Regions from separate parts of the Homo sapiens genome. Here region 1 is linked to region 2. A link is a loop called in an ENCODE intact Hi-C map of the cell type or tissue named here. Cell type or tissue: A673. All regions are shown on one strand. Links, peaks and the distances in the headings refer to the core of each region. The heading gives the core; the rest is flanking DNA. Region 1 overlaps LRFN5 (leucine rich repeat and fibronectin type III domain containing 5). Region 2 overlaps LRFN5 (leucine rich repeat and fibronectin type III domain containing 5).

Evidence for each region. Hi-C counts contacts between places; a loop is a spot of excess contacts. Peaks named below come from ENCODE experiments on the same cell type or tissue, not always from the same donor. Only the 100,000 strongest peaks of a DNase experiment are listed, where the experiment ranks them.
Region 1: it touches region 2 in a loop (2.3-fold over the local background); 1 of 110 quality-filtered maps calls a loop at or near these places.

Annotation. Positions count from the first base shown.
Region 1 is chr14:41,808,144-41,825,166 of GRCh38, reverse strand. The region is part of intron 2 of LRFN5 (leucine rich repeat and fibronectin type III domain containing 5); the gene reads right to left. Among named protein-coding and RNA genes, the nearest start is that of LRFN5, 210 kb to the right of the region's middle. In A673, for the core only: no CTCF peak of the experiment used is centred there; DNase peaks (open chromatin) are centred at 7,026 and 7,356; H3K27ac peaks cover 2,017 bases.
Region 2 is chr14:41,868,062-41,885,084 of GRCh38, reverse strand. All of the region lies in intron 2 of LRFN5 (leucine rich repeat and fibronectin type III domain containing 5), which reads right to left. Among named protein-coding and RNA genes, the nearest start is that of LRFN5, 270 kb to the right of the region's middle. In A673, for the core only: no CTCF peak of the experiment used is centred there; DNase peaks (open chromatin) are centred at 11,244, 11,544 and 11,964; H3K4me3 peaks cover 1,529 bases; H3K27ac peaks cover 2,500 bases.

The sequences.
Region 1 (17,023 bases), core at 6,363-8,862, 57 kb after region 2:
AACAGAGGGCACGGTCCTTCCCCCTTTCTACATGGAGCGGCAGAGTTCCTGCAACAGGGAATAGGTGAGCTGCAGAGCTATCTGTTCTGGGCTAACAAAAGAACTTCTGCCCAGAGGCCATTGCAGCAGATAGCTGTGGCTAAGCATTTTCCACAGCCATTAACTACGGTGCAGCATGGAAATAAACGACAATATCTCTCTGAACAGAGAGTCAGGAATCCCAGGACAGGGATATGATAGGGAGGTGGACATTGTTTTTGCTTGCCCGGGACTTGGAGCTAGTGCAGTCCCCTCTCCCCTTGCAGAGACCACAGTGCATTTCACCACAGGTTCCATCTCCCACTTCCATAAGGGGCAGTGCTAGTAATTATGACATCTGAGAGCAGCTTTGTCCCTCTCTCCAAGGCTAAGAAGGAAACTCAGGGCATCAGGCATGCATTCCACAGAACACCCCACTGCCTGAGACAACAGAGAGGTCCTTCTCATAAACAAAGATGGAACAGTATACCGATTTGCTTCTGCTACAGCTTTTACCCATAAACACCACCTACTGGCCTGGAGGTAGAACTACATAACCCAATAAAAAACCTGCTAACAAAAGTGCACAGCACTGGGTGTAAGATAAGCTTCCTGAGCTCCGCAATCTCAGTCTTGTGGAAGGTAGTCAGTCTGCTCATACAACCAGTGCATCACTACTACAACTGAGATTTGAGAAGGTCACTATACAAAAGCTTCTACAACCAAGGAACTCATAATGAGCCTCAGCACCCTGAAAGCACCTGGAATAAAAGCTAAATGGTAATATACAACCTACACACCCTTTGGGAGGGAAGAGGAACCAACTGACCAAAAGTAAATTCAAACCTAACAAGTGATAGCTTCTCCAGATGATAAAACACAGTGTAATAATTCTGGCAGTGTGACAAAACAAGATGTTACAACACCTCTAAATAACCATAACAGCTCTCTAACAATGAATTCTATCAGAAATGGAAATTCTGAAATGCCAAATAAATAATTCAAACTACGGCTTGTAAGGGAACTCAATTAGATCAGAGAGAAAGTTGAAAACCAACACAAAGAAATCAGAAAAAACAATTCAATATATAAATGAAAAATTTACTAAAATGACTTAAAAAAATGAACAGAGTTTCTGGAAATAAAACATTCATTGAAGGAATTACAAAATACAGTTGAAAGCTTTAATAATAGCCTAGACCAAATAAAATAAATTATTTCAGAACTTAAAGACAGGTCTTTTGAATTAATTCAGTTAGATAAAATAAGGAAAAGATAATTTTTAAAAATGAACAAAGTCTTTGAGAAAGAATCATGTAAAGTGTTCAAAACTATGAGTCATGGGTATTTCTGAGAGAGAAGAAGAAAAAGTAAAATGTCTGGAAAACCTATTTGAGATTTTCCTCAAATATTTCCTATTTGAGGGAATAACTGAAGAAAAATTCACTAGTGCTGCCAGAGATTTAAATATCAAGATACAAGAAACTCAAAAACCTACTGAAAAATACATTGCAAGACAAACTTCACCAAGGCACATAGTCATCAGGCTTTCTAAACTGAATGTGAAAGAAAAAGTCCTGAACCAGCAACACATGAGGATGTAATTACCTATAAAATAAATCCCAAAAGACTAACAGTGCACTTCTCTGCAGAAACCTTACAAATCTGAAGAAATTAGGATCCTATTTTCAGTCCTTTAAAATCAAATATAGATATAGATATAGATAAGCCAAGAATTTTGTATCCTTCTAAACTAAGCTTCATAAATGGAGGATAAATAGTCTTCCAAACAAGCGAATGCTAAGGGAATTCATCACCGCTAGATCAGCCCTACAATAAATGATCAAAGGACGTCTAAACATGGAAACGGAAGGTTAATAGTCACTGTCATAAAAAAAAATGAAAGTAGAAAACTCACAGGTCTTATATAGCACATACACGTATACAGTACAAAACAACTAGGTAACACTTAACATTATGACAGAAACAATAAGTCACATATAAATATTAACCTTGATCACAAATGGGCTAAATCCTACACTATAGATGAGCAGAATGGATTTTTTTTTAAAAAAGATTCAACCATATGCTGCTTACAAGAAGCCCGCATAACTAGTAATGACACTTATAGACTCGGGTGGAAAAAAATATATCATACATATGGGAACCAAAAGTGAGCAGGAGTAGCTACACTGATAATAGACAAAACAGACTTTAAATCAACAACATTAAAACAAGACACAGAAGATAATTATATAATGAGAAAGAGATCAATGCAGCAAAAAAAAAAAAAAACAACCCTAAATATATATGCAACCAATACCAGAGCACCTGGATTCATAAAGAAATGTTACTAGACCTAATAAAATATATGGAGAGCAACACAATAATAGTGGTGGACTTCAACACCCCACTGATGCACTAGAGAGACCGTCAAGGCAAAAAACTAACAAGGAAACAGAGTACTTAAATTGGATGCTAGACCAAATGAACCTAACAGACATTTACAGAACATTGTTCCCAACAACAGAATATACATTTTTCTCATCAGCATATAGAACATTTTCCAAAATAGACCATATATTCAGCCAAAAACAAGTATCAACACATTTTACAAAATAAAAATCATATCAACTATCTTCTTCAACCACAGTGGAATAATACTTAGAAATCAATACCAAGAGAAACAATCAAAACTACAAAAACACTTAGAAATTAAACAACCTGCTCTTGAATGATCTTTGGGTCAATGACAAAATTAAGAAGAAAATTTTAAAAACTGAAACAAATGAAAATAGAAACACAACCAAAACCTTTGGGGTATGGCAAAAACAGTGCTAAGAGTTTATAGTAATAAATGCCTACATTGAAAGGATAGAAAAGATCACAAGACAACAAGTTCACATTACACCTCAAGGAAATAGAAAAATAAGAACATAACAAGCCCAAAATTTGCGGAAGAAAAGATATAACAAAGAACAGAGAAAAATTCAATAAAATTGAGATGAAAAATACAAATAATCAACAAAATGATAAGTATGTTACTTAAAAAGATAAACAAATTTGCTAGGATGCTTGCTAGATTAACCAAGAAAAAAAGGGAGAAGATTCAAATAAGCACAATCAAAGTTGAAAAACAAGACATTACAACTTATACAACAGAAACAAAAAAGATCATCAGAGACTGCTATGAGCATTTCTACATGCACAAACAAGAAAACCTAGAGGAATTTGATAAATTCCTGGAAACATCCAACCTCCCAGGACTGAACCAGAAAGAAATAGAAAACTTGAGTAGACAAATAATGAGTAGTAAGATGGAAACAGTAATTAAAAAACAAATCTCCCCCCACCCCAATTAAAAAAAAAAATCCCTCCCCCACCCCACGCCCAGGAACAGATGGATTCACAGCCAATTTCTATAGATGTACAACCAACTGGTACAAATCCTACTGAAACTGTTTCAAAAAAATCAAAAAAGAGGAAATCCTCCATACCCCATTCTACAAAGCTCATATCATCTTGATATTAAAGCCAGGCAATGACACAACAAAAATAAAATACTACAGGCTGGTATCCCTGATGAACACAGGCACAAAAATTCTGAACAGAATACTAGAAAACCAAATCCAACAGCACATCAAAAAGTTATTATATTATAATCAAGTAGGTTTTATTGCAGGATAATTCAATATATGCAAATCAATAAATGTGATTCAACCCATAAACATAATTAAAAACAAGCATCATATAATCATTTCAATAGATGCAAAGAAAGTATTCAGTTAGATTTAGCACTCCTTCCTGATTAAAAAAATAATAAAATTAAATAAAATTTAAAAAACTTTCAACAAACTAGGAATGGAAGAAACATACTTCAGAATAATAAGAGCCATGTCTAACAAACCACAGCCAATATCATACTGAACAGGGAAAAGTTGAAAGCTTTCCCTCTAAGAACTGGAATAAGACAAAGATGCCCACTTTCATACTTCTATTATACATTGTACTGGAAAACCTAGCAAGAACAATCAGGCAAGAAAAAAATTAAAAATATCCAAATTGGAAAGGAGGAACTCAATTTGTCTCTATTTATTCATGATATAATTGTATACCTTGAAAACCCTGAAGATTCTTCTCAAAGACTTTGACATTTGAAAATTGACTTAATTAAGTTCTATAATGCAAAGCAACATACAAAATTCAGTAGCATGTCTATACACCAATGACAATCAAACTGAGAACTAAATCAATAACTCTGCTCCATTTATAATAGCTACAAAAAATAAAATATCTCAGGATATATTTAACCCAGGAGGTGAAGATCTGTACAATTAAAACTATAAAATGCTTGAAGGAAATTGTAGATGATACAAACAAGTCAAAAAGCATTCCATGATCATGGAATGGAAGAATCAGTATTGTTAAGATGAATATGCTAACCAAAGCAATCTACAGATCCAATGAAATTACTCTGAAATGACCAATATGAATGCTCACAGAATTAAAAACAAACAAACAGAAAACTAAAATTCACAAGGAAATAAAAAAGAGCCTAAATAGCCAAAGCAATTCTAAGCAAAAAGAGCAAAGCTGGGGGCATGATGTTACCTAACTTCAAATTATACTATAGACTACAGTAACCAAAACAGTATGGTACTGGTATAAAAATAGACACATGGATCAATAGAACAGAATAAGGAACTCAGAAATGAAGCCAATATCTACAACTAACTGGTTATCAATAAAGTCAATACAAATACACCATGGAAATGGGAATCTATTTGATAAATGGTGCTAGAATAATAGGATAGCCACATGCAGAAGAATAAAACTGGATCCATATCTCTCACCATATTTAAAATTTAATTCAAGATAGATTAAATATTTAAATATAAGACCTGAAACTATAAAAATTCTAGAAGAAAACCTAGAAAAAAAACTCTGGGATTTGGCCTACGAAAATAATTTATGACTAAGACCTCAAAAGCAAATGCAACAAAAACAAAAATAGACAAATGGGTCTTAGTTAAACTAAAAATCTTCTGCATAGCAAAACACACAATCAACAGTATCAGACAACCTACAGAATGGGAGAACATATTTGGAAACTATGCATTCAACAAAGGACTAATTTCCAGCATCTAAAAGAATGCCAAAGAAATCAGCATGAAAAATAAAAAAAAAAACAAATAACCCTATCAAAAAGTGGACATTTTTCAATAACATACAGGTGGTCAGTGAACATATGAAAAAAGGCTCAACATCAGTAGTTGATATGTTTCAGATATGTGTCTCCACCCAAACCTCATGTAGAATTGTAATTCCTAATCTTGGAGGAGGGGCCTGGTGGAAGGTGATTGGATCATGAAGGCTATCTCTCCTGGTTTAACACCATCGTTCTTGGCACTCTAGTGACCATAATGAGTTCTCATGAGATCTGGTTGTTTAAAAGTGTGTGGAATCTCACCTCTCTCTCTCTCTTTCTCCTGCTCTGGCCATGAGATGCCTGCTCTCACTTTGCCTTCTGCCATGAGTAAAAGCTCCCTGAGACCTCCCCAGAAGATGATGCCATGCTTCCTGGACAGTCTGCAGAACTGTGACCAATTAAACCTATTTTCTATAAAAATTATCCAGTCTCAGGTATTTCTTTATAGCAATGCAAGAATGAACTAATACACTAGTCATCGGAGAAATGCAAATTAAAACCACAATGAGATAACATCTTTCGTGAATCAGAATGGTTATTAAAAAATCAAAATCAATAGATGTTAATATGAATGTAAAGGGAACACTTATACATTATTGGTTATACAATTTAGTATAACCTCTAAGGAAAAGAATACAAAGATTTCTCAAACAGCTAAAAATGGAACTACCATTTGATCCAACAATCCCACTACTGGATATCTACCCAAGGGAAAATCAATAATCATATAAAAGTGACACCTGCACTGGTATGTTTATCACAGCACTATTTACTATAGCAAAGTCAAACTAAGTGTCCACCAATGGATAATTCGATTAAAATGTGATGCATTTATACTATGGAATACTATATGGATATACAAAAGAATAAAACCTTGCCTTTTGCAGCAATATGGACAGAACTGGAGGCTATTATCTTAAGTAAAATAACTCAAAAACACAGCCAAGTACCACATATTCTCACTTAAAAGTTGGAGCTAAATAATGTGTGCTCATGGACATACAGAGTGGAATAATAGATACTGTACACTTAAAAATATAGGAGGTTTAGGAGGGGCATGAGGGATGAGAAATTATCTACTGAGTACAATGTACACTATTCAGGTGATAGATACACTAAAAGACCAGACTTCACCACTTTGCAATATATCCATGTAACAAAACTGCAGTGTGCCCACAAATCTATTTTTTAAATTATGGTAAAGAGATGAAACAAAGAATCAACACAAAAAGACAAAAATATTTGGAGAGATAACAGTAGCTATTCCAACACATTAGTTACAATTGAAACAAGAGAAGTAGCCACAACAAACTTGAAAGATCACAAGAATATAGCCAATTAGCCCACATACTACTTAAGAAATATTGGAAATGTGATGGCATATATCACTTGAAGGGAAGGAATGTAAATGGGATGTGTATGTGTGTGTGTGTGTTTGTGTGTGTGTATATCATATGTATATGATATATATATGTAAATGATATATTTAGTTATTAAACATAAATAAAGTTTGGTTAATGGTCTCTATATAAAACAGTGAGATATTTTAGTCCCCCATTAAAAGCCAAGGTAATTAAGAATTTTGTTCCCTGTTTAAATTGATTCACAAATCAAAAATTGAAATATATATAAAAAGCAAACTGGAAAAAATAGTACCATGAATTACAATAGATGAAATTAAAAGAAGAGTTGAAGATACAGTTAAGTATTTATCCAGGAAATAGAATGAAATGGCAATGAATGCTAAACAGGAAGGGAAGAATAAAAAAGGAAAAGGCTAAGACCCAGATAATTAACATGCAGTTAGCATGATTTTTTGAAATAGAAAATAAGTATATAAGTAATAATTTAACATTTCCAGAATTAAAGGAAATAAAATAAAGTATATGTGAATATTCCAAAATACATAGAGGAAATACATTAAAATACATTAAGTCATAGAAAAGGATTTAGAATCAAAATGTCATTGAATTTCTGGTTTCATGATGGGATGCAGAGAATCACAGCTTGCTAGAGCAGAAACCAAGCCCACAAACCTCAGAAGGAACCACTATCTATATAGGAAAACCTCAGTTATGACTGATAAATTGCTGGAGGCTCAGCATGAAGTTTGAGAGTTAAAAACTCCAAAGGAACCTAGTCATCAGGGGCCCTTACCCTTTTGTATTTTACCCCCCGGAGTTTATCTAGGTTCTCATAGTAAACACTAGAGAAAACTCTTGGTGCTTCCAGCAGGAGAAAGATGAAAATAAACATTTTGAAATGTGTCAGAGCATCTGGCTCTTCTAATAAGGTCTTCTCTCAGAAGAAGGAATTTAGCCAAATCCTAACCTCTAAGTTTCATCAGAGTCTAAGTGACCTGGAGGAAGAGAAATACCCAACTGTGGACCCCTCTAGTCATCCTGTCTTATAGAGTGGCAGAAGTGAACTAAGAAGCATGTGAGAAGCTCTCAGTTCAGAGGTACAAGCTCGTAAAATACAGTTCTACTCCTAGGATTATAGAAGGCTTCTCCACTCCTATCCATTGCCACCATGTCACTAACAGTCTATTCATAGCATTTCTATTTACCTAGCACATCATGTCCAGTTATCAAGTACAAAGTACAAAGCTAACTAAAAGGGAAGAAAAAAAAATACCTATGAAGAGACAGAGCAAGCAGCAGAATGCGACTCAATTGTCAGGTATGTTGGAATTCTCAGGCTGGGAAATTAAAACAACTATGATTAAGATGCTCAGAGCTCTAATGGACAGGCAACATGCAAGAACAGAGACAATGTAAGCAGAGATATAAAAATTTTAATAAAGAAACAAACATAAATGCTAGAGATTCAAAACATTGTAACAGAAATAAAGAATTACCTTCATGGGCTTACCCATAGACTGGACACAGCGGAGGAAAGAATCTGAGCTTGAGGCTATCTCAAAAAAAAAAAAAAAAAACTTCCCACATTAAAAAGCTTAGACAAAAATAATACTTTTAAAAAGAACAAAACAACCCCAAACTGAGAAATAATTACAAATGGTATAACATGTGTGTCACAGGAATTCTAGAAAAAGAATAAAAAAGAGAAAGAAAGATAGTAAATATTTGAAACCACAATCACTGAGATTTTTCCCAAATTATGTTTAGACACCAAATCACAGATCCAGGAAGCTCAGAAAAAACCAAGCAGTACATATGTCAAAAACACCATACTTAGGTGTATCATTTTCAAGCTACAGAATAAAGAGACAAAGTTTGGAAAATACCAGAGGATAAAAAACATCTTACCTCTAGAAGAGGAAAGATAAGAAATTACATTTAGCTTCTCAGAAAACATGCAAGCAAGAAGAAATTAAAGAGAAATATGTATAGTGTTGACAGAGAAAGAAAAAAACATAGAATACTGTACTCTATGAAATTATCCTTCAAAAATGAAGCAGAAATAAGGACTCCCTCAGACAAACAAACATTGAGGAAATTTGTTGCCAGTAGACTTTCCATAAAAGAAATGTTAAAAATAAATTCTTTAGAGAGAAAGAAAATAATAAAGGCCAGAAATGCACCTCTCCATAAAGAAGGAAATAAAACAGAAGATAAAATAAAAATTTTAATTTTTCTTGTTCTTAATTGATCTAACAGATAACTTTTAAAAATAATAATAGCAAAAATCTGTTCAATAATCTATGCATATATATATGTGTGTGAAATGAATGACAGCAATGATGTAAGGAACAGGAGAGAAGAATTAGAATTATTTTGTCATTATAAAAAACTCACAAGGGAGAGAAAATAGAGGGAAGGGAGGGGAGGAAGAATAGGAACATGGGGGAGACGGAGGAAGGGAAAAGAGAAGGGGGTATAAAATAGAAATATAAAACTCACACTACTTGTGAAGTTGGTACAGTGTTCTGTGAAACACTACAACATCTTGGAGTAGTTGTAAAAGTATATCGCACACTCTAGAGAAAACTCTAAAAAATGAAATTAAAAGAGTATAATAAGGGCAACAAATAGAAAACACTAACAAATATGATAGATATTAATCCAACTATAACAATACTCACACTGGACATCAATGATCTACATGTAACCATTAGAAAACAGAAATTAACAAAGTGGATCAAGAAACAAGATCCAATTACGTGTTGTCTACAAGACATCCACTTCATTTTATTTATTTATTTATTTATTTATATTTATTTTTATTTATGAGACAAGGTCTCACTCTGTCACCCAGGCTGGAGTGCAGTGGCACTCAGTGGCACTCAGGCTGGAGTGCAGCTTTGATCTCTTGCATTCAAGGGATCCTCCCACCTCAGCCTCCAGAGTAGCTGGGGCCACAGGCATGCACCGCCACACCTGGCTAAGTATTTTTATTTTTAGTAGAGATGAGGTCTCCCTATGTTGCCCAACCGCTCTCAAACTCCTTATTTCAAGTGATCTTCCTGCCTCAACTTCCCAAAGCACTGTGATTATAGATTCCAGTGAGCCACCGCATCTAGACAAGAAACCCACTTTAAATACAAAACCAGGTGAAGATTAAAAGTAAATAAGTGGAGATCCATACATCATGTTAGTACTAATCCAAAGAAAGCAAGAGTAGCTATATTGATTTCAAAGAGTAAACTTCAGACCAAGGATATTAATTACATATAAAGAGGGGCATTACACAATAATAAAGGGCAAATTCTCCATGAAAAATATAACAATTATTAACATGCATGTACCTGAAAACAGAGCATCTGTTTTGCAGAAACAAAAACTGATAGGATGGCAAGAAGAAATATATTAATTCATTATTATAGTTGGAGACTTCAACACCTGTTTATCAGAAATAAACAGATCCAGAAGGCAGAAAATCAGTAAGGACCTAGTTGAACTCAACAACACTATTAATCAACTGGATATAATGGACATCTGTAGACTACTTTGTTATTATTGGAATAGACTTTTTTTTAGTTCTTCAAGTGCCATCCATGCTTTTTTCGATGGATGTTTTTCCATGCTGTTCTTCTAATCTAAAATGCTCTTCTGCCCTCTCTTAACCAGCAATACTCTTTCTCTTTCTTCATACCAAAGCTTAAATGTTATTCCGTCTCAGAAGTGTTTCACAGTAAGTGTCCCAACTATTAGATTCACCACCCACCACCCAACACTAAAGATGCCGTCCAATTTGTCCATTTGTCTAACATATACCCAACAATGAAAAAGACATGTTTTGATGTTGACTGAATATGGCATTTCTGTAGGTTAGTTGTGACAAAATACAAAGTGGGGGGAGCAGTAATTAGAAGCACGAATTGTCAAGACAGGCCCAAGAAGACAAAGATTCTCTTAACCTAACAAGGCCAGGCCAGAACTAATACTCAAGAAATAAGGCCAACAGTTTATTAATAAAATAAATTGATGCTTCTTTCTACAGAATATGATTTAAGAAATAAATTCAAACTCTCTATGTCAAGAAATTAAGGAGAAAACTGGGTACTACCAGTAAATCTTTGTAAATAGGGTACACAGGAATCAAAGCACCTGCCTTCCTAATTAAACCTTAATTAAACCTATTGTTCAATTAGTATTTATTGATTGCCAGTAAAAAAGACCTTTTATAGTGAAGTGTAGCCCCTTTAAGACCAGAATAATAAGGTCATAATAAGAAAGGATTAGAAAAGTTGCTCTAAACATTGGCTTTCTAAATCCAATACCATTCAGGACATAGGCATAAGCAAAGAATTCATGACTAAAATACCAAAAGCAATTGCAACAAAAGCCAAAATTGACAAATGGGATCTAAAGAACTGAAGAGCTTCTGCACAGCAAAAGAAACTATCATCAGAGTGAACAGGCAATCTACAGAATGGAAGAAAAATTTTGCAATCTGTCCATCTGACAAAGGGCTAATATGCAGAATCTCAAGGAACTTAAACACATTTACAAGAAAAAAACAAACAGCCCCATCAAAAAGCGGGCAAAGGATATGAACAGACACTTTTCAGAAGAAGACATTTATGTGGCCAGCAAATATATGAAAAAAAGCTCATCATCACTGGTCATTAGAGAAATGCAAATCAAAACCACAATTAGATTAAAAAGTCAGGAAGCAACAGACGCTGGAGAGGTTGTGGAGAAATAGGAATGCTTTTACACTGTTGGTGGGGATGTAAATTAGTTCAACCATTGTGGAAGACAGTGTAGCGATTCCTCAAGGATCTAGAACTAGAAATATCATTTGACCCAGCCATCCCATTACTGGGTATATAGCCAAGGTTTTATAAATCATTCTACTGTAAAGACACACGCACACATATGTTTATTGTGGCACTATTCACAATAGCAAGGACTTGGAACCAACTTAAATGTCCATCAATGATAGATGGATAAGAAAATGTGGCACATATACACCATGGAATACTATGCAGCCATAAAAAAGAGTGAGTTCATGTCCTTTGTAGGGACATGGATGAAGCTGGAAACCATTGTTCTCAGCAAACTAACACAGGAACAGAAAACTAAACACCATTTGTTCTCACTCATAAGTGGGAGTTGAACAATGAGAACATATGGGCACAGGGAGGGGAACATCACACACCAGGGCCACAGGGGGTTGGGGGAAAGGGGAAGGATACCATTAGGAGAAATACCTAATGTAGATGGTGGGTTGATGGGTGTAGCATATCATCATGGCACATGTATACCTATGTGACAAGCCTGTACCCTCTGCACATGCATCCCAGAACTTAAACTGTAATAAAAAGAAAAATCAAAGGGATGAAATTGTTAATGTAATTGTTCTCTGTAGTTAGTTGAAAACAGATTTGAGTGGACTATTAACAAATGTAGTTTAGTATTCACAGTCATCTTCAAATTATCTCTGCATAATCAGTATTAGGAATACAGCCACTTCAAAGGGTGGGAAACAACTTTCCTATCTATTTCTCATCACTTTCAACCTATATTTTCTATGCAGTTAGCATCTTTTACTTATTTTCCTCAGTTGAAAGCTACCTGTGTGTGTCTTTTCTCTAGTCTGGAACGTGATGACTTCTTCAAATCACCACCCCATTCCTGGATCTAGCACAATCTAAGTTTCTTCATGAAACTTTCCATCATTACTTACACTGCCTTGTTCTCTCCTGAAATAATTTTGGTCTATACTAAATAAAATATTGCTCAGAAGGCAATCATTTAAAACATTGTTTCATCATCAATTTTATTTTTCATCATCAATTTTATTTAACAAATTTTATTGTATTAAAATCATTTTGTTCAAGCAAAGAAAAATACAAAATTTTAATTACAATCTCTTTCAAACAGATCTTTTTGAATGTTGACTCAATAATTTATATATATATATTTATTTCTACTTCTGACATGTGGCTGAAGTTACAAAAATAAAACTGCAAGTTTTCTGTGTGCCTTTGTATATATAATTGAGAATAATCTTTGTCCATCGTTGCCCAAGTATACTAAGAAGGTACTAAGGAATCAGTACCCCCAGAAGGTACTAAGAAATTAAAAATGAATGTCTTAAAACAAAGGAGCTCTGTTCTGATTAGTTTATCACAATTCCCAGGAAATAAGGGAGCTAAAATTATAATATTATTAAGATGCTAGTCTTTAAAAAAAACTCATAGAAATTCCTAGTTAAAAATCATTTTAATATATAATAAATCCAAATTCTGTAAAAAATGAAGACCTGTTTTGATCATTTTGTTTTAAAACAATCTATGTATTATTTCTCTGATATCATTTTGGAATATATACAAGTACATATGGATTTGTGTAAGGTAATAACTCAGTTTAATTTCTGTTAAATGAAAAATTGGTTCAGAGTATTTAATTAGTTTATAATAAGGTTACCTTCTGTGTAATGTCCTAGATAGTAGATATTCCATATTCACCAGAATAACTTTTCACGCTTTGTGCTGACTTTTTAAAAGATGTTATGCTATAAAGAATTACTTTGAATTATCTTATACTCCATATTTATTTCTGTAATTATTTTAAATAGATTTATTGAAATATAAATCAATAACCATACAATGTACCCTTTTAAAGTATATAATTCAAAGGGTTCTAGTGTGTTAATGTAGTTGTACAATAACCACCACAATCGATTGTTGAACATTTTCATCACGCCAAAAATGAAACCCCCAGTCCATCAGCACTCACTCCCTACTTCTCCCAAGCCTTCCCACCTGACCCAAGTCCTAAGTAAGCACTAGTTCTTCTTTCTCTGTAGATTTTTCTATTCTGGACATTTCATACCAATGGAATCTTATAATATGGAGTCTCTCTGACTGGCTCCTTTCATTAGTGTGATGAAGATTCATGCACTTTGTAGTACATATCATTACTTTATTCCTTTTTATTAATAAACAATAGTTCACTGTGTATATACCATGTTTATTTATGGATTTATCAGTTGATAGTTCCCTGGGTTGTTTCCATTTTTGGGCTATTATGAATTATGCTGCTATAAACAGTTGTGTACAAGTATTTATGTGGATATATGTTTTCACCTCTCTTGAGTATGTATACCCAAGGCAAGGATTGCTGGGTCATATCTAGTCATATATTTAAGAGTTTGGGAAACTACCAACTGTTATCCAAAGTAGCTTCAATATTTTACACTCCCATCAGCAATATATGAGAATCCTAATTTCTCGACATGCTCACTAACACTTGTTATTGTCTGTCTTTTTTATTGTAGTCATCTTAGAGGATGAGAAATGCTATTTTATTGTAGTTATAATCTGCATGTCTCTAATGGCTAATAATTTTGAATGCCATTTCATATGCTTATTGACTATTTTTATACCTTCTTTGGAGAAATGTCTGTTCAGATTATTTGCACCTTTTAAAATTGAGAAATTTATCTTTTTATTATTAAGCCCTTACTGTCCATATTATGCTCATCCTCAGGAAAAACACCAATAAAATCCTTGTGAAATAATTCTGTATTTTAAACTAATAGATGGCTTTATTGTCCTTTATTCAGATATCATTTTTATTTTCATAAAAAAACCACAACCATCAAGTCTTGTCATCAACATGTAGTTTCTGCTTTTCCTTGTGCTTGCCTGAAGGCTTTTCTAATAGCTGCATACTAGAAAGAGTGTTTTCAACTAAGAAAGACAGTACAGAAAAGACAGCATTAAGGTTGGCAGGTTGTTTGGGTGTGTTATTGATATCTTAATTTTGTTTTTATTTTCTGATGAGAATGGGATGAAATATTCTTACTTTCTTCATAATACAACTTAATGATAAATATAATGCATTTGGAAAGTAAAATACAACCTTTAAAATAGTATTTCATTTTCACTCTACCTCAGAATTTAGGAAAATAATTTTAACCTGTATCTTTCTTTTTAATGGCCATGTAAATATTGCGTAAGTCAATGAAAAACTATTCTCCTATTTTATCTGGATCTGATAGGAAAATGAGACAGTCAACAATACCTTGGCTGTCATATTGAGGGTAATTCTGATTTTACTATGGATGATAAGCCCAAAATTACTAGCAAGGCTTTTAGAACAGACATGAAACTAATGCCTACAAAGCTCTGACCAAAAAACTGGCACCTCTTTGGTGTCTTAACAAGCATCCAGCCTCACAAGTAGCTATGGTCTTCCTGGGAGGCCAGGAAAATTAACAAAATTTGTGGATCTCAATGAGGCAGTAATGTATTGTTACCTATAGCTCTTCAGGCAAAAACTGGTGGAGATGAACTTCTTAGGTTTGGTTTTCTAAATTCTCTAGAGTAATAAAAGTCACTGAAGTAAACTACAATAGAATGTCTGTTAATCTGTGTATTGGTCTACAATTATGTCATAAATCTCAATCAACTCAGTGAATTCACAGCTTTAAAAACACTAATTATAATGTTAATTTTTATTATTAAAGAGAAATTTCATATTATTTGAAAGCTGAGTTTCACATTAGTATAGATTTGAAGTGACTTATTCTGCTATCCACACTTTCTGGTCATAGTTTTGGTAAACTTGGCTTCCCTTAGATGCTAAATAAACAGATTGTCAGTAATTGTCTGACATACTTACCTTTCATTCCTCTTGTATTCATTACCTCTTATCTGGAAAGGACTCAAATCAGGAGTGTACAGTATTTTTAGATAGTATTTTTACACTAAATAAATCATAAATGTGTGTATGTATATCTCCTATAAATCTATATGCTATCACTTTGTTGATTTATATTTAAATATCTTTCTTTGTTTGCCATAATTTAAAAAAGAATAAATATTAAATATAAAAATATGTAAATATGATACAAAAATACATAAACATATATTTAAAATATTAGACAAAGGTAAATATAAAACATAATGCTACCATCCAGAGGTAATATTGTTAATAATTAATAAACACTCTTAACATCCTTACTTGACTTATATATTTTAATTAAAATTTTGAAGAGTTTTATAAAATTAGACTTTTTCAGGTCACATCCTAGCTCTGTCACTTGGAGAAATGTAATGATTGGGTTGCTATACCTGTATCATTTTTTGCCACCCTCTCAATATTTCAGTGTTGCATTAAGAATTAAAAAAAATAAAAGAGTTTAGTAAGGTGCCTGACTACTATTTTAGATATAATACAAATAATCAATTATGTTATTTTAAACTGCTTTTTAAAACAAATTGTTATAGTCACTTTTCATGAAAACACACTAGACTCATTTTTATTCCATTTTATATTCACTTCATGACTATTTCATAATTTGTTTAATCACTTTCCTACTAATGGGCATTACCTAGTTGAATTAGCCACTTAAAACACTACTTTCTAAAACAGAATAATTGTGCTTCGTTAGACTAAAAAATCCAGATAACTATAGCCATATGGCACTTTGTACTACAAAGGAAGAACAGTCTGAGGATAGGAAATGTCCTCCTGCTTCACATAACTAAAGTTCAACAGCAGGCATATTTCTGCTAAAGCTGATGGTACTTATAGTGCCAGATGAATAGAGGACTTTGTGTTTTAGAATGAATAACTGATCAAGTAAAGTGCCTAGAAACCTATACTTTGGGACAATATTATAATCAAATGCACAATGCAGGGTCGTGATTAGGAGCTGGAGTGGATTTCTTCCTGACCTAATAAGCAATCAATTGACACTCAAAGCCTGAAAGTTATCTTACCTTTAGCTTATCCTAATAGTGAATTATGTTAAATGACACACATCTAATTCATTATTGAAATGTTAGAAGGAGTTTTACTTATTTTGATTTATCTTGTTTTAGTGTTTTTACATCTGCTTTAGTCAGGATTAATAGGTCTGGCCACAATTGGGTACACTATTTCTGAAACTAATTTCATAGGTCCCTTCCTTCCTTCGTTCCTTCCTTCCTTCCTTCCTTCCTTCCTTCCTTCCTTCCTTCCTTCATCCCTCCCTTCCTTCCTCCATCCCTCCCTTCCTTCCTCCCTTCCTTCCTTGTCTGGCCACAATTGGGTATACTTTTTCCAGAACTAATCTTATAGGTCCTCCCTCCCTCCCTCGATTCTTCCTTCCTTCCTTCCTTCCTTTCTTCCTTTCTTCCTTTCCTTCCTTCCTTCTTTCCCTTCCTTCCTTCCTTCCTTCCTTCATCCCTCCCTTCCTTCCTTCCTCCCTCCCTTCCTTCCTTGTCTGGCCACAATTGGGTATACTATTTCCAGAAGTAATCTCATAGGTCCTTCCTCTCTCCCTCCCTCCCTCAATTCCTTCCTTCCTTCCTTCCTTCCTTCCTTCCTTCCTTCCCTCTACTTCCTCTTCTTCCTCCCTCCCTCCACTTTCTTTATGCTTCTTAACATA
Region 2 (17,023 bases), core at 9,777-12,276:
GGCATGAGCTACCTTACTCAGCCCATTGCATGAAGTTTTAAAAACCATGAGTGAAAATAGCTGCAGAAAATCATACATATTTTCAATTTAATATAAATATGAAATCATCCTGGAAATGTCATGCCTAGTTTTCTAATTAAAGCATATTTTATGACTTTTAATTATTTAATGCCTTTTGTAGGGTAAAAGCCCCTGATAGCAATAACTTAAACATATATTTAGAATGACCCCAGATTGATGATGCACCTGAATGTGTGTCCTGAGCTAGGGAATCCAGGAGTGGCCAATCCGGAGATTCATTCCTTGTCTATGAGAAACATCTGAGCCCCCAACCTGTCCAATGGAACATGGGCTGTACAGGGGATTGATGCCCTGAATTTTGGGTTAAATGGAGGCTGCCAGGTGGAGATCGTTAAGGGGAGGGTGTTAAATGCTATGTAAGTTTCAAGCAGTTGTGGTTTTCCTTACCAGCTTGCTGCCACTGGACTGTGCATAAGGCAGATAAGCAGTCCAGCCTGCGACCACTGGACTCTTCCCTGTGTGTTATCCCCTAATCAAACCCCGTATCTCACTTGCTGGCTCTGGGTCTCTTCTTCCGCCTCTTGAACCTGGATCCTTCCCTACTGAGGTTAAGAGGTGTCCAGCACAACACCTATTTGATGCCATATGAAATGTTGATCTAGTTAATAAAAATGATCATTATCAACAAATAAAGATAGAATCTTCTGTTCATTACTAACTGGTATTAAACTAGCCTTTCCAAAATAAGCATTAACAAATAAAATTACAAAAATATATAAAACAACAAGTTTTGGACATTGGAAGTGAATAAATACAGAACTGTGATCCTTGAGATAGTGAGTTAAAAATTAATTCTACAATTACCCCTGGAGACATCTTCCAAATCACAGCACAAGAAGGGGAAACAAGGCAAAGTATGAACAGTCTTGTTAAACTGAAAAGACAAAGATTGGAGAGCAGAGTCTCAGGTGGCTTGAATTTGTGGGGCAGTGTACTAGCAAAAAGAGAGTTATTGAAAAAGAGCTCTGGTAAACTATGTAAGTGGAGGCAGGGTAATAGGTACAAACCATGCTGTAATACTGATAAAAAGGGATGAAAGGAAAGGGAACAAAAATCCAATGACCTGTGGAATGGTGTTAAGAAGTCAAACATATACGTAATTGCAATATCAGAAGAATGCTGTTAGGCAGAAATATATTTAAAGAACTAAAAGCAAACAATTTGTTGAATGTTATTAAAAAAAATCTATAAATCCAAGCTCAACACAATGAAACCATACCAAGACACATCATCGTCAAATTGCAGCTAACCAAAGGAAAAATAATCTTAAATGTAGGCATAGAAATAAGACGGATTACAATAAGGTAAGGTAAACAAAATAAAAGTAACTGCTGACTCCTCACTGACTTCTCATCGTAAATAAAGTGAGATGGAAGATAATGAAAAACATCTTTAAAGTGCTCCATGAAGAAAGGAAAACCTAGCAACCTAGGCAGGATTATACTTTTATAAAAGATGAAAACAAGGTAAGAAATTTTAAGAGAAACAGTTTCTTCACCAGCAAACCTGCACTTATATGAAAATGTAAAGGATAGTGTCTTTAGGCTGAAGGAAAATTATATATGATGGAAGAAACTTGAAACTTTATAAATGGCTAAAGAACAACAGAAATGATACATCTGTAGATATGTATGCAATATTTTATTGCATTTTAATGTGTTTATAAATAGTATTTCTGGAATAAATATAGAAAGTAATAAGAAACCATCACTGTCACCCTAAACAAACAAAATAAGCTGGATAAGCTATAAATCATATTTTTAAAAATAGTAACATTATAATCTTTGGAATACAAAGAAACTTAAAGAATCTAACTTCCAGAGGTGGCAGTCCTTGATAAAAGGGGGGAAATGGCGGGGGGTGGTGACTCAAGCCTGTAATCCCAGCACTTTGGGAAGCCAGGGTCGGGGGGACAGATTACGTGGTCAGGAGTTCGAGACCATCCTGGCCAATACGGTGAAACCCCGTCTCTACTAAAAATACAAAAATTAGCCGGCTGTGGTGGCGTGCAACTGTAGTCCCAGTTACTGGGGAGGCTGAGGCAGGAGAATGGCGTAAACCCGGGAGGTGGAGATTGCAGTAAGCAGAGATCGCGCCATTACACTCCAGCCTGGGTGACAGAACGAGAATCCATCTCAAAAAAAAAAAAAAAAAAAAGAGGAAATACATAGCTGTTGCTCTACTTCCCCCACCAACAAAAAAGAAACTAGGACATCGTATCTATCTGACATAACTTGGGATAAAACGAATCCTGCCTATATTTTACCAAACTTCTAAGAATGCATTTGTGGTTCAACATAACAAAATAGAATCCACAAGAGCCCCAATAGCAGCAGTGAGAAAATATTAACACCTATGTCATTCTCATACCTTCATTGAGTAACAGGAATATTATCTTAAAAATATGGGAATAGAAAGAGGGTAGAGATCACTTCTCTCAGATACACCTTATTTTCAGACGAGAAAAAAATTGAGGAAGGAAAGGAAAATTGAAAGAAATACTTCAGGCAACCTTGCTTTTCAGCTTGGAAAGAATGGGAAAGATGCAGAGGAACTAGAAGAAAAATACAGTCCCTCAGGGATTTCAGTTATCAGGACTGACAGAGGGGAGGGAGAGCTCAGTCCCCTTCATTTCCATACAGATACCTGTGATTTTAACCACAAAATGCGTAGGGTGACATTTGGCAGCTGAAAAATCCTTCCTAGAGCTTCCTAGAGGATATTTCCACCTTCGTAGACTGTGGGGTAGGTGCAGCCAAAAGAAAAAAAAATGCTAGGGGTGAGATTTGAGATCAATAAATTCTCCTAGGCCACCAACAAATCTGGCCCCAGAGCTGTAAAGCAGGGTGGTGAGACCTCCAGAAATTTGGAAATCAAAAGATTCATCTGTAAAATAGAAATAGAGCTCCAAAACCACCACAGGGCACAGATCTCAGGTCTTACTAAATAGGAAATTCCCAAACATGTAAGAATTCACATAAAAACTTGAAGAAGCAAGAAAAAGTGATGAACATTAAAAAGGAAGTGATTAATAGAAGCAGATCCAGAGACACCCCAGATATTACAATTACCACAGGGAGCATAAAATTACTATAATAAAAATTCTAACGTATCTGCAGGAAAAGATGGACATCATGCATGATTTGATGGGTAATTTTAGCAGAGATGTGAAAAACAATTTTTAAATGTATATGATCTAAAATATAACAATATCTTTGTAACAGAAGATTGGGCACAGCAGAAGAAAGTATAAATGTAATTGAAGACAAATCAATAGAAAAAAACTAAATTCAGATTTTAAAAGCCTGAAAGAACAGAACAAAAAGTATTAGATCTGAGGGAAAAGTATTTGAATGATTAATATTATCATAATTTTAATCCCTCTCAGAAAGAAAGGGAGAATGGGGCAGAATAAATAGTAGAAGTAAAAATATCTGAAAAGATTCCAGAGTTGATGATATTGATAATATAAAAAGACCAATGCAGCAGATAAACACCTAGACACAAAAGAACAAATGGCTGAAAACTAAATATAAAGATAAAGATTTATTAAAAGAGGCAGAGAAAAAGATATTGCATATATGGAGAATAACTATAATTTACAACTGAATTCTCATCATAATTAAGGTCAAAAGAAAATGAAATAATATATTTAAAATTTATAAAGAAAAGAAAAAATCCTATACTCTAGAATTTTATATCTAATAAAAGTATTCTTCAAAATGCATAAAAAGGTATTCACAGCTAGGCAAAATCTAAGAAAAATTTATCTCAGATATTCTGTGCAAGATATAACAACAGCAGTTCACCAGTATAGAAGGAAAAGAGAAATAATGAACCCACTGGGAAAATAGAAAATCACTGCCAAGGTAGTAGACTTAATCCTAAACTACAGCAAAAACTTCAAACACGAATGGGATGTAAGAGTTAAAGGCAAAGGTTTTTATCCTGCCTAAAATAACCAGGCCATCCATGAAGCATTTAGAAAAATACACGTTGAAAATAAAGATATGAACAACTAAAAGTAAAAGGCTGAAAAAGATATGTCATTAAAACACTGAACATAAAAAGTTGATGTGGCTATAAATTAGAAAAAGGCAAACAGTATATGAGAGATAAATATGGGCATTTTATAGAGAAAAAGGATCAATTCATCAAGAAACCACGAAAACACTGAATGCACATGGACTCAGCAGAAGATCTTCAAAACACATGAAATGACACGATAGGAAAAAGGGAATTTTTTTTAAATCCACAGTTACAATTGGAGATACGAACTCTTCTCTTTCACTATTAATTGATATAATAAGCTGACAAAAAAGAGAGAGCAGTAGCTATAAAAGATTTACACAGCACTATCAACCAACCTGACCTAATTTATAATTATAAAATGCAACTTCAATAAATAGAGAATACACATTCTTTCCAGATTCTCATGGAACTTTAGCAAGACTATTAAATTGAAATGAAATTAAAATTAAAGTAATTAATTAAATGAAATTAATTTAATTGAAATTAAAGTATAACAATTTATGGTATAAAAAATAGTGTATTTGAATTGTTATGGTGATTCAGACTAAATATATTATTAGAAAGAAAACATGGTTTAAAATCAGTTATCTAAGCTTGATACCTAAGAAGCTAGAAAATAAATACAAAAGAGAGTAAATAGAAGAAATGAGACTATTAAAATGAGCAGAAATTTATAAAATAGAAATCAGATCAAAAAATAGAAATAATACATAAAGTCAAAAGCTGTTTTTTAGAAAAGATTGAGGGCCGGGCGCGGTGGCTCACACCTGTAATCCCAGCACTTTGGGAGGCCAAGGCGGGCAGATCACGAGGTCAGGAGATCGAGACCATCCTGGCTAATACGGTGAAACCCCATCTCTACTAAAAATACAAAAAATTATCCCGGCGTGATGGTGGGTGCCTGTAGTCCCAGCTACTGGGGATGCTGAGGCAGGAGACTGACGCGAACCCAGGAGGCAGAGCTTGCAGTGAGCCGACATTAGATCTTGCCACTGCACTCCAGCCTGGGCAACAGAGTGAGACTCTGTTAAAAAAAAAAAAAAAAAAAAAAAAAAGGAAAAATTGATCCCTGCAAGATAATTAAGAAAAAATGAGAGAAACCAAAAATTGCCAATGAGAAGAATAAAAAAATACAAAATCCCCTGTCATGCCAATACATATACACAATAACTTAGATGAAATGGACAAATTCATTGAAAAATGCAAATTACCAAACTACTAATAGAAGAAAATGTATAGACAAGAAGATACATAGAAAATATAAACAATATCACATTTGTTAAGGAAACTGAATTCAAAATCAAAATCCTCTCATAAAAGTAATTCCAGATCAAGGTGGAGATCTATATGTCCACATATCTATCATAATATAAATATATAGCATATCAGTTATGTATACAATTTAAACATGTAATATATAATTTTATATATAACAATATAAATACACATATATAGAAAGAGAGAAAAATAGAAAGAAGGAAGACAAGGAGAAGATGAGGAAAGAAAATGTGGTATTTGTGAGTATTTGGGAATCCGGGTAAAGGGTATACGGAAATTCTTCATGCTATTCTTGCCACTTTTTAGTAATTGTGAGTAGGTGATTAATTTTTTTTAAAAAAGGAAATAGTGATTTTTCATTATGTTTCTAAATATTTGCTCCAAAGGAAGAATAATATATAAAAGGGCACTTTATCTGTAGTTAATCAAAACTTAATCATATTTTAGGAACATAAATCTTCTTAACTTTGTCATATATGTTCAAAGAGGTGACCCTATTGCAACTTAAATTATATTTCCTATTTCATAGCTTGATTTACTTTTTATCATCAGGCAACATATATACAGATACGGTAATTTAGAAAGTAAGAGTAAGTGTACAATAAAATCTGGACTACTCCCTAAAGTCTATTTTCTGTGTGAGACCTCTAAGTAATGAAAAAAAAATCATATAAATTGTGATTAATGATTTTTCCCAAGTTATTTGGACAAGATGAAGATTTCAAAGTTTATTTAAAAATACGAGGTAAGATCTCATGTAAAGAAGCATAGTTTTCATTTCCTACAAGTTCACAAACTGATCCTTGACATATTTATTATATTAACACATAACCACTTTTAAAAAATCAATGTAAATGGAAAGTCAGAATGGCTTTCATGCTTTTCTGGAATTAATAATTTAAAAATTCATAAATATAAAACATACTATCTATGTTTTTAATCTAGTTAAGTAAAGCCATTTCAAGCACGATCTGTCTATTTCTCCAAATAGTTAAATGTAAGCAACACAGACAGGTTTTTGTTAAATATTTGAGTGGAACTGTAACTCGGCAAATAGTGATGCATTTAGATAATATTTACGTATCTCTTTATTATATGTTATTTGAAGCAAATTCTGTTCAAAGAAGAGTCTATTACACACAAACTGAAAAATGATTTTCCATTACTACATCCATCTTTCTGTCACGGCTATTACATAACATATGCTCAAGAGTATCAGTACTTATTTGGGAACCAGGATGGAATATAAAAGCAAATTTAGATTTTTACAACCAACTGAGACTAAAGCCTATTCTCTGCAGAAACCAATATGGTAGCAATTTATATGTTGAGTTAAAGGAAAGCTATTGGGCTCCTCCATAGCTACTTTGCCATCATTCAGTAGAATGCTATTAATTCAATTACTGCCCCTTTGTCTCAACTAATGTCTGGGGACAAATGTTAATGTCTGTTGATATTGATGAGTTTTTGCAGGATGTGTTAAACGGCTACAGTATTGTGAAGGATATTTTATAATATAGCTTAGAAACTGAAATGCCTTTAATAGTTTTATTTCAAATATTTTAGGTTTTCTGTCTAACTTTTTTTCTAGAGAGACTATAAATGCTAACATTTTAACTGCATTCTCCGTTAAAATACATACTAATAATATTATTATTGAGCCTCTAAAATTCAGGCCTCAAAATATGATATATATATAACCTGGAACAATTACATTTTGGGATTTGATTATAACAGTCACTAGTAATATGGCTAAGTACATTGAATGTAATAAATTCTTAAAATTCACCCATGCATCAATTTATTTATCCTTTCATTAATATTTTCGGGAAGATGTGTTTAGCAACTGCAACATACACAAAGTGCATTGCAGGAATCTACCAAACTTAGAGAGTTAGGATCTGTGTAAAACGGGTATATAAACAAAATAGATGGCCAACTATGAAAATGTTGACTTATTATACTTTGATATTTAAATTTGCATAGTCCTAATGGGTTTCTGAGTTCTTAATATAGTATCCTGTAATTTTTGTTCTCAACATGTGCGTGTGTATATATATACACACACACATGTATTTTTACCATGAAATAAATTTACATAAACATTATTTACATAAATTAGCTACAGATAAGACACCAATTACTTACACAAAACAAATAATTTTAAAAATAATAATTATCATTTATTGAAGATAGGTAAACACAAAATAAGTAGTAATTTCTTTATTTTATAGATGAGGAAACAAAATTTGTCATGATCATGCCTTCTCTAACTTGTGCCTTCTCTAACTTGTAGATATGCAATATTCCAGATACTCATTGCTTTCTAAAACTGAGGTGAAGCCTGCATAAAAAGATGTTTTATGTCATTTTGAAAATTTATTAGCAGGGCATAGTATTCTGCACCCGTAATCCCAGGTACTCAGGCGCCTGCAGCTGCTGAGCTTGTGCAACTATATTGCACAACTGCATATAGTTAATTTATTCTCATTGTATATGATAAAACTGAATTTAGGAAATGTAAGCGATATTCTCACAGTCGTATAGAAAGTAAACAAAAGGCAGTTTTAAGAGAGAGAGAGACATCTATTTCCCAAAGCCATGTTCTTCCTAGTATGTTAGATTGCTAGTGGTAAATATTATTTATATTGTGTTTTTCTGATTATGTAGCACTTTCATATAAAGGATTTTTAATTCTCACATTGTAAACAATGATACTTTACATTCATCATGTCATTTACTCGTTTATTTTCTTTGTCTCTCTTTACAATTAAATTACATTTTAAAGGTGCTAGCAGATTATTGTGGCTGTTAACCAAAAAGTGATTTCAACAAGTGTCTCAATTGATAGAGGTTTATTTAGCCAAAGTTTGAGGATGCTGCGGGTAAAAACACAAGGCATAGGAGCATCTGTATTGTACACTTTTCCCAAGAGGGTTTTGGAAACTTCAGTATTTAAAGGAGAAAGAGCAAGCAGGAAGGATGAAAGAGAGGGCAGGTAGGTAGTAAGGCAAATGGTCACATTCTTGTGAGACTCTGATTAGTGCTCAGTAAACCTATATTTTACAGGTGAAAGGGAGTAAAAGAAAAAGACAACTGGCTGGGCACAGTGGCTCACGCCTGTAATCCCAACACTTTGGGAGGCCAAGGCGGGTGGATCACGAGGTCAGGAGATTGAGACCATCCTGGCTAACACGGAGAAACCCCATCTCTACTAAAAATACAAGAAAAAGAAAAAAAAAAAAAAAAGCCAGGCATGGTGGTGGGCACCTGTAGTCCCAGCTACTCGGGAGGCTGAGGCAGGAGAAGGGCGTGAACCCGGGAGGCGGAGCTTGCAGTGAGCTGAGATGGCACCACTGCACTCCAGCCTGGGCGACAGAGCGACACTCCGTCTCAAAAAAAAAAAAAAAAAAAAAGAAAGAAAAAGACAATTACGCATTCCTCTGGTGCTCAGTGTATCTACATTTTACATAAAATATAGGAAACATGAACAAATAGAATAGAGAACAATTATATTACGCATTCTTCTCTGGGTAGGTGGAGAAATGATTTCTGGTCTGCTCTTGTCCTGCACCTGTGAAGATAAGCTAGTAATTGACATAGTCGGGGTGAGATTAAACAGAACTTGGATTTAGTGCTAGGTTACAGAGGGGGATATCTCCCTTACATGTATACATATGTATCTTTCAGGTTATATATGTATCCTGAAAGATTTAGGAGCTTACAGGGAATTTCCTCATGAGCAATTTGTGAGGGAGGCCAGCTGGTTAAATACGTGGCCTATAGTGGGAACCTGATTTATGTAAGAAGTCAGGACACAGTGTTGTGAAATAACAACTCTCTTTTGGGGAACAGAAGGAAGACAGTATTACATGACTCAGTTTCCAACCTTAACTTTCCCTTTGGCATTGTGAGTTTGGGATCCTAAAGACTCTATTTTCTTTCACACAGTAAAGACATCAGAACAACTTGGAAGGCAACCAAAATGACACACTTAACTATAGTCATTCATTTTTCTTTGGTAAGTGAAAACATGACTGAAGTCACCCAAATATTTTAATGCAGAATGCTAAGTTTTCTTTTAAGTGTATAAATTCCACCTCATACAAGAGAGAGTGATTTCTGTATGTAAAGAAATCTCAGTATTCTTTAATTGGTATAGCTTGAGTTGTCACCTATCTTGCCTACTCAGAAATCTCCCTACAGAGACTCTATGTGATATTGGGAACCCATGGATCCTACCAGTAAATACTACTAGGAACTGTGAAGGTAAATGTGTTCTTTCTTGCAGAAAATTGTTTGGGGAGAAAAAGCAGCCTAGAAAAGGCTAGTGCTAAGAGGCTGTGAAGATTCCCTACAGTGCTGGAACAGCAGGAGTTTGGAGTTGAGTCAGCTGGCGCAGGTGGCAATGGTTCCCTAAAATGAATTTTTGTTGTTCATGAGCATTTCCTATGCATGTGCAGAAGTAAGTGGGAAATATCTGGGAAAGGGGAGTGATGTGGGTAGAAAAGAGGGAGATAATTCATATATAAAACTTCAATTAATTAAAACAGTAGTACCTCCAGGAGATAAGTACAATTAATCTGGGGAGTAGATGGCTATTTGTTGATATTGTTTGACTTTCTCCCCACCCAAATCTCATCTCAATTTGTAGTTCCTACAATCCCTATGTGTCATGGGAGGGACCCAGTTGGTGGGGGGGTAACTGAATCATAGGGGTGGTTACCCTCATGCTATTCTTGTGACAGTGAGTGAGTTCTCATGAGATCTGCTGATTTTATAAGGGGCTTTTTCTCCTTTTGCTCAGCACTTCTTGCTGCCACCATGTGAAGAAGGACATGTTTGCTTCTCTTTTCACAATGATTGTAAGTTCCCTGAGGCCTTTCCAGCCCCGCTAAACTGTGAGTCAATTAAACCTCTTTTCTTTATAAATTACCCAATCTTGGGTATGTCTTTATTAGGAGTGTGAGAATTGACTAATATATTCATTTAGATAAATAATTTGATTATCCACTTTGTTTGTGAAAGGTACATTCCCCAGGGCATTGCTTTTGTAGGTACAATAAAACAAGGATAGCCAAATTCCTCTACTTGATAAATTAAAGTGCATTATGAGGAAGAGGAGAAAGGACCCAAGAAAGTATAGCAAAGAACAATATTCTATATAAAATGTGGGTAGGCATGTGGCTTCAGATAAATAAGCAGAGTTGTTACCTTTCAGTTACAGAGTATATTGTTGCTGTGATATTGCCCTGTTGCTCCCTATCAATGTCAAACCTGAAGATGTTTGCCTCAACATATCTGTGCCTTTTGGAAAGCATCAGAGTAAAAAGATCTTGAGTTCTACATCATTGATTAATGAGGAATCTGAATCTCAGTGAAGGCCAGAAAACATTATTAGGTATCTAAGATTCCAACCTGAATTTAATGCCCCAGTTCTCTTTCTACTGCATCTCATTGCAGGATAATTAGGCTTCAATGGTCACAGGAATTAGGAAAGACTCACACATTGAACATTGCCACAAATGTGAAATGCAATGAAATCATCATGCTGCTACCTCAGCACAGTAGATGACCCCTGTTTCTTCCAATATAGCAGCCTCTTTCCTGGAATTCACGTTGATTTATGACAACTTGAAAGGACATAAAAAAGGTTATAATACAAATTTGAATGCTATTAACTGGTGTTTCAAATCTAATAAATGATTTATTACTTTATCCAGTTTTTCCTTGAAATTCTGAAAGGTGAATCTCTGAGCCACAGAGATATCAAACTATCCACTGTATTTCAGTTTCCCTAGGGTATTTAACATTTCTTGTAACTGTAGTCCCTGTGGTTATATTGGCTCTGTTGTGCTGTTGCCATAGCAATTAAAGAAACACAGTAGTAAAGCAATGCAGAAAGAATGATCATCAGTATGGAGATGCTCTATGACAGAATTCAGGCATCTAGAAATATGGAAAATTCTTCAGGAAATAATTTCTCTTCATATTATTGTGGGCATTGAGGTAGCCTAGTTATCTCTATCAGAAAATCAAATTGAATAGCTGAGTCTCTGTGAACATGAAAAATGGGAGAAGAAAGGCATACCCACATACAGAAGGACAAAAAATGAATTTACTGAGGGTATAAATACCAAGAATGTGTGTGGGTGGAAAGTTCCGGCAGTACTCCTACAGAAATATTTTGACAAACTAACACCATATGGAAGATTTTATATCACTGAACGCAATGTCTCTCTCCTTCTCTCTCTCTCTCTCTCTCTCTCTCTCTGTCTCTCTCTCTCTTTCTCCTCTCTCTTTCTCTCTCTTCTGTCTTAGGAAAACGGAGCATTAAGAATATTTAGTACATTTTATTGTATTTTGGGAAGTGCACTCTGCTCTTCTACCCCTAAAGAAAAATTTAAAAAAGCTCTGCATTAATTGTGTTTCTGTGATTTGAGTTTGTGTTTCCTTCAAATCCTGCACTATGCCTGAAAATAGGATCAAGATGCAGTTTTATTCACTCATTGTAAATACAAACTGTTTAACAAAATTCTTGGCCCAGGACAGATTCTCCATAAGCAGCAGCTGCAGCAGCCGTCATTACTGCAACAGTGTAGTAAGCAAGAACAATAACAAAGTGGAAACAGCCTATTACCAATTTTAGGGTGAACAATGCTACATCAACTCAGTGAATTTTAAATCAAGCCATTGAAATGTTTATGACTCATAAAGAAGTGGAATTTAGACAAAAGTTTAGTGAAAAAACAGAATAAACTATCATATATACTTTTGTGTATGCAAATCTATACGCATATCTGTGTGCACACATATGTGCCCATGTTATGTGTTTATGAGAAAGTACTAGTTGCGTTTCTAATATCCACTTGTCCCTTCTTTAGAAGAAGAACCTAATTTTTACCCATTGCATTGCCCAGAATGTTTGTTTTGTAAATTGTGCCTTCCAATGATATTAAGCGAAAATGTTGAGAACTTCACAGCAGGCTGCTTACACGGAGATAACTGAGATGGGATCTACCACTTATCCTGTGCTGTTTGCCTTCTTTCAAATTACAGTTCGAATATAATGTGTGGAACCCTAGCACCAAACTGGGACATTAAGGTAATCTTGAAGATGAGAGTCATGAGCAAGGATGATAAGGACTCATTCCTAATTGCCTTGAATTTACTCTTCCAGCCCTGGATTGCTCTCTAACATGTTTAAACTACTACTATTTTGAAAAGTCTGTTATTTATAGCCAAACTAATTTCAATTGGTTACAGTGTGATTTTAAATCATTAAAGCATCAAATATGAATATGCTAAAATGATTAGAAAAAAACATAGCATGCATTCAAGTCTATATGTCTATAGATACTTTAGATACTTTTTGTGTGTAGCTCTTTTCTGTAAATTTTTCAAAAAGTTAAAAGTAACTTGGGTTCTTTCAATAGTAAATCATCCACATTAGTGATTAGTCATAGCCATAAAAGTTATCTACTAATTGAGAAGTTTTTGACAGGTATAGCTGTAAGCTGTAACAAAAATTACTAAAAACAAATATTATATGATGATTAAAGTGAATAAACACATTTAGCCTACATCTGTCATCTATCAGCAGGTAGGCACTGTTCATTCAGTCTCTGAAGCATTTCTTGATAGTAACTTAGATAGGAGAGATTATTATTTCAAACCAGCTAAAGAAATTCTTATTTTAAAAAAGCCATTGAGCCCACATTCCCTAACTATAAGAATGTAAAATAATAATTAAAAAAAGCTTACCAACATGGTTATTGGTTAAATATGTGGAGTAAGTACAAGTGTTGGCTAATGTCCTCAACTTTAGCTTGGGTAAAAGAGCAGGTAGAGTAATATTAATTAGAATTAGTAAAAAAAGTTGGACTGTGATAAGAGATAATAAATTAATTAGGGTAATCTATTTTTGAAGGTAACTTTCTGGTTTAAATCAGGGTGGGAGAGATGTTGAAATAAACAGGATACTGTGAGTAGAAAACCTTGGAGGATATAATGGATAGATACGGCTGCTTTGCAAACAATAAGTATGTGCTATTTGAAATTTCTTGACAGCATCCTATTGTATAAATTTGGGATTTTTTTTTTTTTAACAGATTTTTGCTCTTGTTGCCTAGGATGGAGTGCAATGGTGAAATCTCAGCTCACTACAACCTCCGCCTCCCGGGTTCAAGAAATTATCCTGACTCAGACTCCCAAATAGCTGGGATTACAGGTGCCCACCACCATGCCCAACTAATTTTTGAATTTTTTAGTAGAGATGGGGTTTCGCCATGTTGACCAGTCTGGTCTTGAACTCCTGACCTCAGGTAATCTACCTGCCTTGGCCTCCCAAGTTGCTGGGCTTATAGGCATGAGCCACTGTGCCTGGCCTAAATCTGGGAGTATGTTTTTACTGTTATTTGTTATTACACAAAATAATAATTACTTTTGATTTGATGATTATTTTTAATTTTTCAATTGGCAAAGCTATTGATGCAAGCATTTTTTTTAATGAGATAAATCTAGTATCTACTTTTGTCCCTAGGATTTTAAAAATAGAATTGGATGATTTTTAAATAAGACCCCATTTCTCATTTTTTTCTAGTTTTTAAAAGCACTTATTTCTAGCTGAGAATATCAAGGCCTAAATATTTATCAGATATGATTGGAATTTTTCAAACCTTAAAAACTGACATATGCAACCTAATATGTACTGATAATCTAGTATTTAGATGAATTATAATATACCTGGTCGGTTGTAATATAAGACAGTCATAAAAAATTTTTGAGAGTTAAAAATAATAATAAAACATGTGCTACAATGTATGTTGGCATAATTCTAAAATGTCCCTGTTATTGCTACTCCCTGGTGTATACACTTTTGTGTAATCTTATTCCATTGAGTGTAGTTAAAAGCTAAAACTTCTAATCAATATTAAATGTCAGTAAAAAAAGGCAGTTTGTATTGTATGTACAACTCCCAATTATTTGACTTTGAGTTAATAAAAAGAGAGTTATTGATATGGTTTGGCTCTGTGCACCCACTCAAATATTACCTTGAATTGTAATAATTGCCATGTGTTGTGGGATAGACCCATTGGGGGTGGATTTTCCCAGTGCTGTTTTCATGATAGTGAATAAGTCTCAAGAAACCTGATGGTTTTATAAAGGGGAGTTCCCCTGCACATGCTTTCTTGCCTGCTGCCATGTAAGACATGACTTTGCTCCTCATTTACTTTCTGCCGTGATTATGAGGCCTCCCTAGCCGTGTGGAACTGTGAGTCAATTAAACCTCTTTCCTTTTAAATTACCCAATCTGGAGTATATCTTTATTAGCAGCAGGAAAACAGATTAATACAGTTATTTTGAGGGATGTCATATTGGGCAAATCGTTTGAAGGAAGGTATTTTTCCTGAAGTTAGAGACTCCAAACAGCAGCTTCCCTCTCTTAATTGCTGGCTTTGAAAAATCAAACTGTCATAATTCTACAGCAGTGAGAAAATGAATTTTACCAACAACCTGAAGGAGCTTGGAAGTGAGTTCTTCCCTAGTTAAGCCTCCAAATGAAAACTCAACCAGGCCAATACATTTATCATAGCCTTGAACAGAAGACCCAGCTAAGATGTGTTTAGATTCCTACTCCATGACAACTGGAGATAATACATGTGTACTGTTTTAAGCCCTCAGTCTTTATTCATTTCACAGCCATAGTAAACTAATAAAAAATATTTAGATTAAAAATTGAGCTAAAAGTAAAATGTGCACCATGGTCACAATTATTGATATGGTTTGGCTGTGTCCCCACCCAAATCTCATGTTGAATTGTAGCTCCCACAATTCCCATGTGTCATGCGAGGGACCCAGTGTGAGATAACTGAATCATGGGGATGGGTCTTTCTCTTGCTGTTCTCATGATAGTGAACACGTCTCACAAGATCTGATGGTTTTATAAGGGGGAGTTTCCCTGCACAAGCTCTCTCTTGTCTGCCACCATGTAAGATGTGCCTTTAGCCTTCCAACATGATTGTGAGGCCTCCCCAGCCATGTGGGACAGTGAGTCCATTAAACCTCTTTTTCTTTATAAATTATCCAGTCTTGGGTACATCTTTATCAGCAGCATGAAAACAGACTAATACAACTATGTAAAAAACTAAAACTAAAATAGTACTCGATATAATTTTTATTTCAACAACGCCAGGCTAGATAATTTGGATACCTCTTTAAGCTGAATGAAATACTAATAAAAACCTTTTTTTAAAAAAAAAAAAGCTGCATAAAGTTAACACAATGAGGAATAGCAGACTGACATTTAGGAAACGTAAGATGCCATAGAGGTAAACTTACTTCTTAAAGACAATTTTGTTCTGAGAGCTTTTTCTGATGATGAAAATAGGGACTTCCTAACAGACCTGTGGTGTTGTACAGGTGCTCAGGAGACATGCAAAAAGTGTTTTCCTTTCAGCAGTGTCATTTGTGATAATGTCAAACTGGAAACAACCAAGTTGCCCACTCAGAGTAGAACAGAAATATAAATTGGAGAGAACAAGAAAATACTACAAAGCAATGGAAATGAATAACTACCACTCCAGCAGTAACATGTTGCTTGTAAGCATAATGTTGACAAAATAAAGACACAAATGAGTGAATACTCTGGATTTTATTTATATATAAATTTCAAAACCAAGGACATATTTAAATGGTGATGGAATCATAACTAAATGCAAATTAAGTGATTAGCGTAAACGTGTGCACTATGTTTATTTGCCAGTGATTGGAGGGAATGTAGTTTCCATGGGACATATAGGATTTGAAGGTACTGGCATGTTCAATTTCTACACCGAAAAGCAGGCTGCATGGCAGTCATTTTATAATTACTCATTGTACTACACATGTATGTTTTATGCACTTTTCGGTATGAATAATGCATTTCACAAAAATGTTTTAAATGGCTTAAAATATTGAAAAGTATTCAATGTGTCCTAAGACTAGTAATGGCCTCTATTCAAATGCTTCTCATTTTGGCAAATTAGATACTGCTAACGCAGTGGAAGGAGTCAGGGAGCAAAGAGATGTCTTCTAAAGACATTTCATGGCCTACATTCCATTCATACCATGCATCAGTAGGTGGTGGATAGTTGGAGAACAGGGACTCATATTTATGTGCCCTCTGGAGAGGCCAATTTTTAAGCACTTATTCAGGATTTTTTAGATAAGTAAATGACTACCAACACTATTATCACTAATAAAATTAGAACTAGAAATAGTCTGGCTACCACCGTGCATTCAATTGGTTTCTTTGTGTTGGTGCTAAGCTTGAAGGAGCATGATAATTAAAATACTACTCAATACGGTAACTTTTTGTCCTAAAGTTCTAGTTCCTTTACATATTCCATTGTTCATTCTTTCCACTAGCCAAATATTTAGAACCTTGTCATCTGCTATTCAATAGGTAGTCAAAATCTAAATAAAATACAAAAAAAGTAAAGAAAAGTTAATTTTTATGAGCTTTTGAAGGGCTATGTCTTGGAGAAAACTTTTTTACTGTATTGCATCCCAACTAGTTTGCTGCTGCTTTTTGTTTGATTTTCTCTGTCACAGAGGAATGTGATTAAAAAATTGTGGCCTGGAGAAAAAA